Regions from separate parts of the Homo sapiens genome. Here regions 1 and 2 are each linked to region 3. Evidence: chromatin contacts called from ENCODE Hi-C or POLR2A ChIA-PET data. All regions are on one chromosome and are shown on one strand. Each heading gives the region's core, a stretch centred on a gene start or an enhancer-like site at or near the end of the contact. The rest is flanking DNA. Distances are from core to core; before and after follow the strand shown.

Region 1 (4,197 bases), core at 246-2,745, 310 kb after region 3:
TACTCGGGAGGCTGAGGTAGGAGAATCGCTTGAACCCGGGAGGCGGAAATTGCGGTGAGCCGAGATCGCGCCATTGCACTCTAGCTTGGGCAACAAGAGCGAAACTCAGTCTCAAAAAAAAAAAAAAAAAAAAGGCCGATCCAATTTGTTAAATGTGTGTATGTATGTATTTTTAGTTTTTGAGACGGAGTTGCTCTGTTGTCCAGGCTGGAGTGCAGTGGCACAATCTTGGCTCACTGCAACTTCTGCCTCCCGGGTTCAAGTGATTCTCGTGCCTCAGCCTCCCGAGTGGCTGGGACCACAGGTGCGTGTCACCACGCCTGGCTAATTTTTGTATGTTTAGTAGAGACAGGGTTTCGCCATGTTGGCCAGGCTGGTCCCAAACGCCTGATCTCAGGTGATCCGCCCGCCTCATCCTCCCAAAGTGCTGGGATTACAGGCGTGAGCCACCACGCCCGGCCAGTTTCAAACATTTGCAAGGTCTATATGTTGTATATGAATTAGTAAAAGAAACATTACACATCAAACCTGTGATTTCGTATAACACCTCTAAATTTGAGTCAATTAAAACATCGTAATAATAAGAGTTCAGTTTTACAATTAGTGCTGGCAAGGCAAAAATAACGAAAGTGGTAGGAGGTCCGGGGATTATGTGAGAGAACGCATGACAAATGTTTAGCACAGAGCCGGGCACACACAGTGAGGGCTCAATTCACGGTGGATTTTATTTGGTCATCATCATCACATTTGGAGCTGAAATAGAACAGTTCTGATTCCAAGTGAAGGGGAGGTAGAGTGGAGGGGGTGGGGAGGGCTAGCTTGGATTTCTGCTAAGATGTCACAGCCTCGGATACCCTCAAGGCATGCCATGCCCGGGCTTAGCTGGGTGAGGGGCCTGTGAAGCTTGTTGGTGTGTAAGAGACCTCGGTGGCATCACTGTCAGCGCAGCCGAAGCCACCACGCTAGCTCCAGACTGGTCAGCAGATGGCCGCGCACCAGGCCCTTCCTGCGGCCCGGGCGACTCGTCTCTTAGTGGAGGAAGTAGCCGGCCCCGGACACACTCCTGAGGAGCGCTGCCCGCAGTCTCGGGAAACGGGGCGTGGGGCCAGCTGCTCCTTCCAACTCCTCCTCGGGGGCAGCATGAGGGAGGGTCGCTGTCAGGGCCTCGAGGACTAAGGGTTCAGGGTGCCCGCCGCTCGTCCCCTCCCCCCTCCCCCCCAGGTCGTGGAGGCCGGTCCCCAGCATCTCTCCAGCGTCCCCACTGTCGTGGCTCCGGGGCGGGCTTCTCCCTTTTCAGGCATTTCTGAAATCGCCGCCTCACCCGGGCTCTCTTCCTCCGGCTCGCCCTCCCCAGCCCCAGGTGCCAGAGAGAACTTTCCCCAAAACGCGAAACTGATCCTTTCAGACGCCTCGCGTTCGCCCAACAGCACCTCTAGCCTCGGTCGTTGTCACGTGACGCGGCCCCAAGGCCCAGGCCACGCCCCCGGAGCTCGCCACGCCCACCGGGTCCGCCCCCACGCGGCCGCCTGCACAGGGGGTTCCAGCCACCCGCGCTCTCCCAGGTTTGCCGACCTTACGGGCCCTTCTCCGCCAGCCCTGGCTGGGTCACCCCCACGACCCGGGACTCCCCCGCCGTTCCCTCCCGGGCTGCCTGCAGTGAGGTCCGCTCCTGAGGCCTCAGCCTCGCCGGGGGTAGGGCCCTCTCCCGCCGTCGCCGCAGCTCCTTTCCGTCCCGGGGCCTGGGGGGCACCGTCCCACGGGTGAGGGCCGCCTCCAGCGCCTGGCCCAGCCATGCGAACGCCTGGAGCCCGCGAGCTGCAGCTGCGGCCCTGAAGGTGCCGCATATCCTGCCGAGTGGGTGAAGCGTGGCACTTTGGAAAACAAATCGGGTTAGTGCTCAGCAGCCTCCGGGCCGATGGGTGGGGATGTCATACTATGAACTGAGAGCCCGCGAGCTGGAAAAAACAGTGCCAGTCCTGCCCGCGCGTCGCGGGACTCAGTAATTCCCGGCTCCGCAGCGCTCGAGCCTGTTCTCCGCAGCTTCATACCCTCTGCCCCGCGAAAGTGACCTCAGGGGCCGGGCGTGTTGGCTCACGCCTGTAATCCAGCACTTTGGGAGGTCAAGGCGGGCGGCTCAGTTGAGGCCAGGAGTTCGAGACCAGCCTGGCCAACAGGGCGAAAACCCATCTCTACTAAAAATACAAAAATTAGCCAGACGTGGTGGCGCACACCTGTAACCCCCAGCTACTCAGGAGGCTGAGGCAGGAAAATCACTTGAACCCGGGAGGCGGAGGTTGCAGTGAGCCGAGATCACACCACTGCACTCCAGCGTGGGTGACAGAGCGAGACTCCGTCTCAAAAAAGAAAGAAAGAAAAAGAAAAGAAAAAAGTGAGGCCGGGCACAGTGGCTCACGCCTATAATCCCAGCAATTTGGGAGGCCTAGGCAGGTGGATCACGAGGTCAGAAGTTCAAGACGAGCCTGGCCAAGATGGTGAAACCCCGTCTCTACTAAAAATTCAAAAATTAGCCGGGCATGGCTGGGCGCAGTGGTTCACACCTGTAATCCTAGCACTTCAGGAGGCCAAGGCAGGTGGATCACTTGAGGTCAGGAGTTCGAGACCAGCCTGGCCAACATGGTGAAAACCCATCTCACTAAAAATACAAAAATTAGCCGGGCTTGGTGGCAGGCGCCTATAATCCCAGCTACTTGGGAGGCTGAGGGAAGAGAATCACTTGAACCGTGGAGGCAGAGGTTGCAGTGAGCCGAGATCTCACCACTGCACTCCAGCCTGGGCGACAAAGCGAGACCCTGTCTCAAACAAAACAAAATAATAAAATAAAATAAAAATTAGCCAGGTGTGGTGGTGTGTGTCTGTAGTCCTAGCTACTTGGGTGGCTGAGCTGGGAGGATCACCTGCTCAAGAGTTTGAGGCTACAGTGAGCTGAGATCACACCACTGCACTCCAACCTGGGTGACAGAGCGAGATCCTGCCTTAAAAACAAACAAGGGCTGGGCACAGTGGCTCACCCCTGTGATCCCAGCACTTTTGGAGGCCAAGGTGGGCGGATCACCTGAGGTCAGGAGTTCAAGACCAGCCTGGCCACCATGGTGAAAACCCGTCTCTACTAAAAATACAAAAATTAGCCAGGCGTGGTGGCAGGTGCCTGTAATCTTAGCTACTTGGCAGGCTGAGGCAGGAGAATTGCTTGAACTGGGGAGGCAGAGGTTGCAGTGAGCCGAGATCGCACCATTGCACCCCAGTCTGGGCAAAAAGAGTGAAACTCTATCTCAGAAAAAAAAAGAAAAGAAAAGAAAGAAAAAAGAAAAAGAAGGCTAGGCGCGGTGGCTCACGCCTGTAATCCCAGCACTTTGGGAGGCCGAGGCGGGCGGATCACGAGGTCAGGAGATCAAGACCATCCTGGCAAACAAGGTGAAACCCCGTCTCTACTAAAAATACAAAAAATTAGCCGGGCGTGGTGGCGGGCACCTGTAGTCCCAGCTACTCCGGAGGCTGAGGCAGGAGAATGGCCTGAACGCGGGAGGCGGAGCTTGCAGTGAGCCGAGATTGCGCCACTGCACTCCAGCCTGGGCAACAGAGCAAAACTCCGTCTCAAAAAAAAAAAAGAAAAGAAAAGAAAAAGAAAAACAACAAAAAAATCAGTTTGTTCCATGGGCAGTAGGCCATTGCTGCTCATCTTTTGATCAGAAGCAGTACTGAGTGGAGTATTAGGATGGTGAGGAAGGCATTCTGTTAATCCATGCATGGTGGTGCTGGCAGAAACAAGATGAACAGGCAAAGCAAATCCAGAATATGTGTATAATGTCCTTTCCATGATGGAAAAAGTCCAGTGTAATCAATTTGCCATTAGATGGCTGGCTGGGTCCCCCAAGGAGCCACAGTGGGCTCAGTGTTGGTCTCTGCTATTGGCAGATTAGGCAGTTAGTAGATGACTTACTCAGCCTTGGTGAGGGGAAGTCCATGTTGTTGAGCTCGCGCATAGCCTCCAATCTTGCCACACAGCCTCTTTGTTACATAGGTCCATTGGGCAAGCAATGGTAGCTGGAAAAAGAGACAGCCCGACCTCCAGAGAACATGCTTTGTTCCGCTGATAGTCAAGAGCCTCCTTTGCAGTGATACCCTTTGGTGTGCATTCACATGGGACCCAAATATCTTTATATTCTGGGCCTGTTTGGA
Region 2 (4,074 bases), core at 1,542-4,041, 330 kb after region 3:
GGCTGAGGTGGGTGGATTGCTTGAGCCCAGGAATTCCAGGCTACTGTGATTGTGCCACTGCACTCCAGCCTGGGCAACAGACCAAGACCCAATCTCTTAAAAAAAAGTTAGTTCTTCAGTCACATAATTTGCACTAATTTCTTTTTTTCTTTTTCTTTTTCTTTTTGAGACAAAGTCTCAGTCTGTCGCCCAGGCTGGTCTCGACCTCCTGACCTCGTGATCCACCTGCCTCGGCCTCCCAAAGTGCTAGGATTACAGGCGTGAGCCACTATGCCCAGCCATAATTTGCACTAATTTCATGTGTTGGAGAGCCACATGTGGCTAGTGGCTGCTGTATTGCACAGTACAGAGCTAGACAGTCTCAGAAAACTGTGGCTTTAAATACCAGCAGGTCTGTGCTGGTGGCTCCCCAGTATTTATCCCCAGCCTGCACATTTCCTCTGCATCAGACCTGCCTAACCAGTGTCTACTTAACCCTCCACACAGATGTATCTACTAGGTGTCTGAAACCTAACCCGTTCAAAACTGGGCTTCTAAGAGTCCCACCCCCACCCACCAAACTAGCAAGGCCAGTTTTCTCCATCTTGATTAGTGACAACCCTTTCTTCCTGTTGCTCAGGCCAAAACCTTGAGATTTTCCCTGATTCCTCTCTCTTCTTTCTCTCTCCCACTTCATATTTGGCCTGCTGATAAATCCTGTCAGCCTTTAAAATATTTCCAGAATCCCACCCCTTCTCTTCACTTTCTCAGCCACCATCCTAGGCAGCCTCTAGGGTAATCATCTCTCCTGGGATTACCCCAAGAGCCTGCTGACTGGTCTCTTGTTTCTGCCCTTACTTCTACAATCTCCCCACCCCGCAGGGTGCTGCTTTCAAAGTCAGAGGTGTCCCTCTTCTGCTCAGAAAGAACCCTGCAGTGGCTCTCATCTGTAAGCCCAAGTCCTTACAATGGCCCACTGTCTCTTTCCAAGATCTGATCCCCCTGTCTTACCTCTCCAGCCCTAGCTTCTTATTTTCATTTTCAAAGACAGGGTCTAACTCTGCTGTCCAGGCTGGAGTACAGTGGCATGCTCATAGCTCACTGCAGCTCAAACTCCTGGGTTTGAGCCATTCTCCCACCTCAGCCTCTGAAGTGGCTGGAAATACAGGCACCACCATCATGCCTAATTTTCTTTTCTTCTTTCTTTCTTTTTTTTTTTTGAGGCAGAGTCTCACTCTGTTGCCCAGGCTGGAGTGCAGTGGCACAATCTCAGCTCACTCAACCTCCACTTCCCAGGTTCAAGCGATTCTCATGCCTCAGCCTCCTACATAGCTGGGATTACAGGCACGTGCCACCACACCCAGCTAATTTTTGTGTGTATATATATATTTTATGAGATGTAGTTCCACTCTTGTTGCCCAGGCTGGAGTGCAATTGCATGATCTCGGTTCATTGCAAACTTCGCATCCCGGGTTCAAGCGATTCTCCTGCCTCAGCCTCCTGAGTAGCTGGGATTACAGATGTGTGCCACCATGCCCAGCTAATTTTTGTATTTTTAGTAGAGACAGGGTTTCACCATGTTGGCCCGGCTGGTCTCAAACTCTTGATCTCAGGGGATCCACCCGCCTCAGCTCCCAAAGTGCTGGGACCCCCCACCGGCCTAATTTTTGTATTTTTAGTAAAGCTAAAAATACATGTTGGCCAGGCTGGTCTCCAACTCCTGGCCTCAAGTGATCCACCAGCTTCAGCCTCCCAAAGTGCTACCATTACAGGCGTAAGCCACCCTACCGGCCAGCCTGGCTAATTTTCCAAAAAAAAAAAAAAAAAAAGTATAGAGATGGGGAGGGGATGGGCTGGCTTGCGATGTTGCCCAAGCTGGTCCTGAACCCCTGGCCTCAAGTGATCCTTCCACCTTGGCCTCTCAAAGTGCTGGGATTAAAAGGCATGAGCCACTGAGGTAGGCCCCTGGCTTCCACTAGGCACCTCCTCTTCACTCTGCTCCATCCACTCTGGCCTCCCTGCTCTTCCGGGAACACAGCAGGCCGCCGGATATCTGTGTGGGTGGCTTGCTTGGTTCCCTCTGGCCTTTACTCAAAAATCACTGTAGCCTTCTCAGTGAGGCCTTTCCAGGCACCCTATCCAACACTTAACTTCTCCTACACACACATTTCATATCCTTCTTCCCTGTGGTTATTTTTTCCCCTTAGCTTGATCACTATTTAACATATTTTACATTTTACTTTGGTTGCTCTGTCTCTCCCATTACAATACAAACTCTAGGAGCGCAGGGATTTTTGTGTTTGTTTTTGCTCCGTATCCCCAGTTCCTAGAATAGTGCCTAGAATAGGACCTATTAGGCGCTCAATAACTATTTTAAATGAATGAATGGATGGCTTCCAGGTAGGGAGAACAGTTGGAACAAATGCAGCTGTTCCCTTCAGAAGCCTGAAGCCTGAGCTGGGGCGTCCGGACCGCTCCATGGGGTATGCGGTCTCCATGGGGTATGCGGTCGAGCTGGGCACTGACACTTCCCTACTTTGGAACTGTGCTATGGGCAAGATGGGAGCAGGCGCTGAATCCGTGGCGCATGGGGAAAGCGGCGGTCGGAGTGGGGCTTCCTGGCCTGTCACCTCCTCCTGAGCTGCTGCGAGGAGAGGCGCGTTGGCCTCCTGGGCCACAGCTGCCTCCCTGCCCAGGGAATCCCGGGAGATGCGAATATCGAAGAACTCTGAAAATCAAATCGCATTTCTAAACGCCAGGTGGAGATTTGTTTTGAGGTTCCTAAATGACAGATGTCCCGGCGGAGGAGCGCAGAGGAGGGCGGGCCAGTTGCGTCGGGAGAGGAGGAGCCGCAGGCTGGGAGGCGCGCGCGTCACTCGCGGGCAGGGGCTGGCTGGCCGGGCGCGCGGCCGGGCGGGGGCTGCTCCGGGGAGCGCGGGGGCGGGGGCGTGCGCGTGGCCGGGCGTGCGCGCGACCACCCGGGGCGTCCAGGCTGCCCGCGCGCGCCCAAGCCCTGCTTAAAAAAGGGAGCCCCGAGCCCGCGCCCTCCGCCCGGTGCGTCCCGCGGGACGTTCCAAGAGCAGTGCGGAGAGCGCGTGGGCCGCGGCGGAGGCCGGGCTGGGGGGCGGGTTCGCGGCAGTTCCCCCCGGCTCCCCGGCAGTTCCCCCCGGCTCCTCTGCCGCCTGGCCCGGGAGCTGCCCTTTATTTATTTATTTCAGTGGGCAAAGCGGGGTCATTTGTGTTGAGGACGCAAATCTTTCCAGGAAGTTTGTGCCTATTAATATTTCAGTTCCTGGCAGCCGCCTCGAGTGCGGGGCGGGGGAGTTCAGTGCTGCGGGGGAGGGAGGCGCCTGCAGCTGCCCTGGCCCACTGGCCTCGGCTGGCCGCTTGCGGCGAGGCCGAGGGGCAGCCCCTGGGCCTCCTGGGCGCCCCCCGACCCCCGCCACCACTGGGGAAGGCAGGGCCGGCGCGGACCCCCAGAGGCGCGCGGATCCCCAGAGGCAAGCCGACCTGCTTCCGGAGCCACGCGCGGGGCGAAAGAGGCGGCCCCGGATGCTGCGACCAGAGCGAGGGCGCCAGCTCGGGGCTTCCCGGAGCGGGGGCGGAGGAGGCAGCAGCCCGGAGAGGCTGCTTAGCCACCAGATGTCCGCGGGTGGCCCGCGCGGCGCGGGCGGAGGAAGGAAGGGCGGCTCTAGGGGCGTCCTGGCTAGTCGTCCGCGACCGCGCTCTCGGGTAGCCGGGGATGGCGGGGCCTGGGGCCCGGGGCCTTGCTGACCTTGCTCCAGCCACACAGCCGGAGGGAGCTGCAGCAGAAACTTGCCATTTTAAAGCTCGGCTACCCCTCACCACCACCTGGCAAGATTGTCATCATCTCCAATCTACAGAAGCGGAAGCCGGAGCTAAATAGCCTGCTAGAGGTCACGGTGCTGCTGCCCAACGGCGGGAGCCCGGATTTCTGACATGTCTTGCAAGAAAGAGTCCCTTGGAAGCAAATGCAATTATATTCTTCTGTGGTATCAACCAACAGAATCCCCCCACTAAGGGGAACTCAAGATACCGATGGAACTCTAGGCTGGAGCGGCGGGAGTTTGCCAG
Region 3 (4,315 bases), core at 989-3,488:
ATGAGGCAGGGACTGGGCCTGTCTTGTTCACTGCTGGGTCTCTAATGCCTAGCCCAGCTCCTGGTGTTTGTCCAGGGTGGACACTTGTTTTACTTTTTGCTGAATTGAATTGAAACTGATCTCTTATGTTCCTTGTGACAGAAGGCAAAGTTGGCATTGTCTTAACTTCCATTGTTTTCATCTTCAGGGAAAAACCCCTACACCTGGGGGTCATTCTGCCCAACTCTGCCCTCTCTGCCTCTGCTCATTGCTCTTTATAGCTTCCCTCAACACACACACACACACACACACACACACACACGTGTCTCATTAAATGAGGATTTGGGTCCCTGGCTCATAGCCTTCTCCTTCATCTTATTCCTTTTCTTACTCATAGAAGACTTTGACTTTGTGTGGACAACCCAACTATAAATCCAGCCTCACCAGGGACTATTGCTACTCTAAAATGTTAAACCCCAATATCCAATCTGACTAAAACTTATTTCCTGCTATATTGAATTCAGATTTCCTTTAATCCTGGTTCCTTAACTTCTCTCTTTTGACTCAATTAATTACCAGCTATCTAGCATGGATCCCATAATTTATCATTTCAATCATTCTCTTGCCAGTACCACCTACAACATTCTTGACCCTTTGTTCTTCTTCCTCATGTACCCTATAAATCCCTAATATCTGTCTTTTCCAGTCCAAAATCCAAGCTTCTGGGTGTTGCTGGAGACAGACCCTAATTGGGGCTATTCCCAGATATGATCTCCAGTTTCAGCTTTTTACTCTACTTGACATATTGCTTTTGAGTTTCTTTTTTTGTTGTTGTTGTTGTTGTTGTTTTAGAGACAGAGTCTTGCTCTGTTGCCCAGGCTGGAGTGCAGTGATATGCGATCTTGGCTCACTACATCCTCCATCTCCTGGGTTCAAGAGATTCTCCTACCTCAGCCTCCCGAGTAGAGTAGCTGGGATTACAGGCACCCACGACCAAGCCCAACTAATTTTTTTATTTTTAGTAGAGATGGGGTTTCACGATGTTGACCAGGGTGGTCTTGAACTCCTGACTTCAAGTGATCTGCCCACCTCAGCCTCCCAGAGTGCTGGGATTGCAGGTGTGCACCACCGCTTCCCACCTGTTTTTTTCTAATAGGCTTCCTTATTCATTTCTCACAATGGCTTTTCCAAACCTTCTCCTCAAGGATCCAAACCCATCCTTGCTTCCTCAAAGATCCAAAACCACCCTTCCTATTTACGAAGGTGGTCTCCTGTCTTAGGTGACAAGAAAATGTACCTTCTTGCCCTCGTATCTACATGCTCACCTATACCCTCACCCGACTTTTCCCTCCTCCTCACCCCATCAAAGGCAATAATGCACCTGTTTTTATTCATCTGGGCCTTTGGTCTTCCCCTTCATATTTCCCGAGACCTCGCTTTCTTCTTTCTCTTGTATTTTTTATTTTTCTATCTCTTATGTGTCCTTCTCTAAAAGTTATAAACATGCACAAAATCTTTCCATCTCAAAATATAATACCCTTTACCTGGTGTCCCCTGCAGGCCATCTTCTTTATTTATTTACTTTTGCGCCAGCGTCTTCCTCTGAAGCCCAGGCTGGGTGCGTAGCGCGATCATGGCTCACTGCAGCCTCGGACTCCCGGGCTCAAGCGATCCTCCTGCTTGGAGGATCAGATTTTTTATCCTTGCAGAAGTGATAATATGGCTTCTTCCTCATCTCCTAAACACCAGTCATCTGACATACACTGCAGATCTAAAATGGGCCTACGTGTTCTGCCCTTCCTTGCCTACCTGTTGAGCTTGCACCGCTTCTGTGAGTCTCCCCCCACCCACAAGAGATCCTTCTTCCTTCGCGCTCCACTAACCCGACATAAATGTTTATCATATAAAGTTTTCCGTTGCACTCTTGTGTTTATGTCTCCTGGCTTCTTCACCAAGCTGTGTGACAGCTGGGCCCTGTCGCCTCCTTCCTCGTATATGCAGCGACTATCGCAGAGCCGCTTAATCTTTGTTGAAGGCAGCTGCGGTTCAGCCCTGAGGGCCACGGGACGGACGCCACTCATTCAGCCCTACCGGGGGCGCTGTGGCAGCCGGCATTGGTTGCCGTGCCCTCCGCTTGTCTCGCTCAGCTCTCGAGCCACACGCCCTGGGCTCCGCCCACTCCCTGACAACATCCCTCCTGCCCATTGGGCGAGCATGGACGGGGCTGTCCAATGGAGCGAGGCGTTGGTGCGAGGAGGCGCCGCCATCTTGGGGCTGCTGGGACTCGCGTCGGTTGGCGACTCCCGGACGTAGGTAGTTTGTTGGGCCGGGTTCTGAGGCCTTGCTTCTCTTTACTTTTCCACTCTAGGCCACGATGCCGCAGTACCAGACCTGGGAGGAGTTCAGCCGCGCTGCCGAGAAGCTTTACCTCGCTGACCCTATGAAGGTAAATCGCTGGCGGGGCCGCTGCTTTGGGCCCCAGCCCAGGATGTCTTCCCGCCATCCACTCGGCCCCTGGAGCTTCCCCAGCGCTCCCAGGAGGTGCTGGGAATGAACACAAATGGACCCTGCCAAGTTAATGTTCTGCTCTCTCGTCCCCTTCTTCCCTGATCTAGCGGCCCAGTGAGGCCCTGAAGCTGGCAACAGCCAGGTTCATCTCAGCCCTAAACATTTCTGCAATCGATCTTCCCGCCCCAGTCCCTCAGCTTCCTTTATGGCTTCGGTTGTTTTACGAGTCCCTGAAGCCAGGGCTCCTCCCCCTGCAGCTTCCTGTCCTTTGTCTTGGTTCACTTTTCCTGTACCGCCTAGGCGGTAAGGGTACCTCATGTATATAAAACTGATGATGTTTTTTCTACTACCGCTCAGACATTCTTGAAAGATTCCAATTTGGAAGCATCTGTACCCCCCAGAATATTGGTTCTTAGTATTTTGGGAGTCACAGGCTTTGGGACCATAAGAATAATATTTGCACCTTTCCTCAGAAAAATGGTATAAGTAAATGTATAAGTAAATGTTTGCAAACAATTTTAAGGGATTCATGGACCTCTGAAATACATTCTTAGCCCCCACAAAAATTATAATGGAGGTGGATGTCAGAGGTTAGCTCATTATTAAAAAGCAAAGGAGTCCAAGTGATGGGAGTTTAGCATTCGGGTCTTACTTTTCGTCTCTTGAGGTTTTGGTTATTTTATTGTCATGTCTAAGAATTATTTGAAGCATCTTCGTGTTAATTAAAAGTTCTGCTTCTTTTTAGAACTCAGCATATTGAAGGGATTTTATACTGAAAACCTCAGACCTGGTTATGTATGATGCTTCTTTTGTTTTGTGTTTGTTGTAACTCAGTTATCTCTTTTATGCTGCATTCATTTCCCACTCTCGTGTTACTGACCCCAAGTTAAATTAGGTTCTGTGGGAGACACAAAGGTGAATGAGATTCCGTTCAACCCTTAAGGAGCTGGTATTATTGGAGGGTATTATAGATCCAGTGTATTGTGACTGTATCCCTCGGAGAAGAAAGAAAATTAAAAGCAGATAAAATCTCGGAAAACCGGGGCTCAGGATCTTTTTTTTTTTTTTTCAATAGTTTTATTTTTTTTGAGACGAAATCTCGCACTGTCGCCCGGACTGGAGTGCAATGGCTCAATCTCAGCTCGCTGCAACCTCCACTTCCTGGGTTCAAACGGTTCTCCTGCCTCAGCTTCCCGAGTAGCTAGGTTTACAGGCGCCTGCCACCACACCTGGCTAATTTTTTGTATTTTTAATAGAGGCGGGGTTTCACCATCTTGGCCAGGCTGGTCTGGAACTCCTGACCTCGTGATCCACCCGCGTTGGCCTCCCAAAGTGTTGGGATTACAGGTGTGAGCCACTGCGCCCAGCCCAGGGCTCAGGATTTACTGTGTGAAACTATTGATGATCATTAAGTAATATGAATTATGTTTTAAGTGTATGCAGTGAGCTGGTAACCTGTAACTCCAATGCCACATACAGTTTATAGTGCATATAAGTTTAAAGTGTGCAGCAAGAAATGTTGATAATTATGATTAAAAATAGTATTAGACCCACAGAAAGACCTAGCTAAGTAACAAGCTGTAAAACATACTTCTATTTTTTACAATAAAATGATACAATAATAAATGATGGAAATTGTATTTTTTAAATTGAGTAATTTGTTTATAACACTGGTGACTTCTGGTTGCTTCATTTGGTTAGCTTCCCTTGTTGGCAGGGTCATTTGTTTCTTCATTCAGACAATGCTACTCTGAGACCACACAGGACTTTTATCCAGAAGTACCCACAGTATAAACTAAAAATACTTGAGACAACAGTAAAGAATATA

Evidence for each region. Hi-C counts contacts between places; a loop is a spot of excess contacts on that map. ChIA-PET counts read pairs that join two places held with the same protein, here RNA polymerase II (POLR2A). Pooled maps may share reads with other maps.
Region 1: a pooled map shows a loop between it and region 3 (4-fold over the local background). The contact joins the promoter of LINC01703 here to the promoter of SRP9 in region 3. A Hi-C loop is called at or near these places in 5 of 50 pooled maps. POLR2A ChIA-PET finds 5 or more read pairs at or near these places in 5 of 52 experiments (CD4-positive, alpha-beta memory T cell, K562, activated CD4-positive, alpha-beta memory T cell and 2 more).
Region 2: a map of GM12878 shows a loop between it and region 3 (4-fold over the local background). The contact joins the enhancer-like site here to the promoter of SRP9 in region 3. A Hi-C loop is called at or near these places in 1 of 168 maps with a recorded cell type or tissue (GM12878), 16 of 37 single-sample maps with no recorded cell type and 13 of 50 pooled maps. POLR2A ChIA-PET finds 5 or more read pairs at or near these places in 4 of 52 experiments (HEK293, T-cell, activated B cell and 1 more).

The regions. Positions count from the first base shown.
Region 1 is chr1:226,082,080-226,086,276 of GRCh38, forward strand. LINC01703 (long intergenic non-protein coding RNA 1703) reads left to right here and starts at 1,496. Exons shown (of 4, transcript NR_146920.1): 1 at 1,496-1,889. RefSeq lists an enhancer at 475-1,342 and silencers at 1,157-1,206, 1,317-1,896.
Region 2 is chr1:226,107,145-226,111,218 of GRCh38, forward strand. No RefSeq gene overlaps it. Among named protein-coding and RNA genes, the nearest start is that of LINC01703, 26 kb to the left of the region's middle. RefSeq lists silencers at 1,121-1,315, 2,863-2,962, 3,043-3,502, 3,883-3,932. Within about 2 kb of position 2,792, at least 39 of the 41 ENCODE cell types and tissues checked have a DNase peak (open chromatin) inside an H3K27ac peak, as active enhancers do; they include GM12878, where a contact is called at or near this core.
Region 3 is chr1:225,775,588-225,779,902 of GRCh38, forward strand. SRP9 (signal recognition particle 9) reads left to right here and starts at 2,239. Exons shown (of 3, transcript NM_003133.6): 1 at 2,239-2,425. The coding sequence starts at 2,354. RefSeq lists enhancers at 1,232-1,992, 1,739-1,958, 2,209-2,578.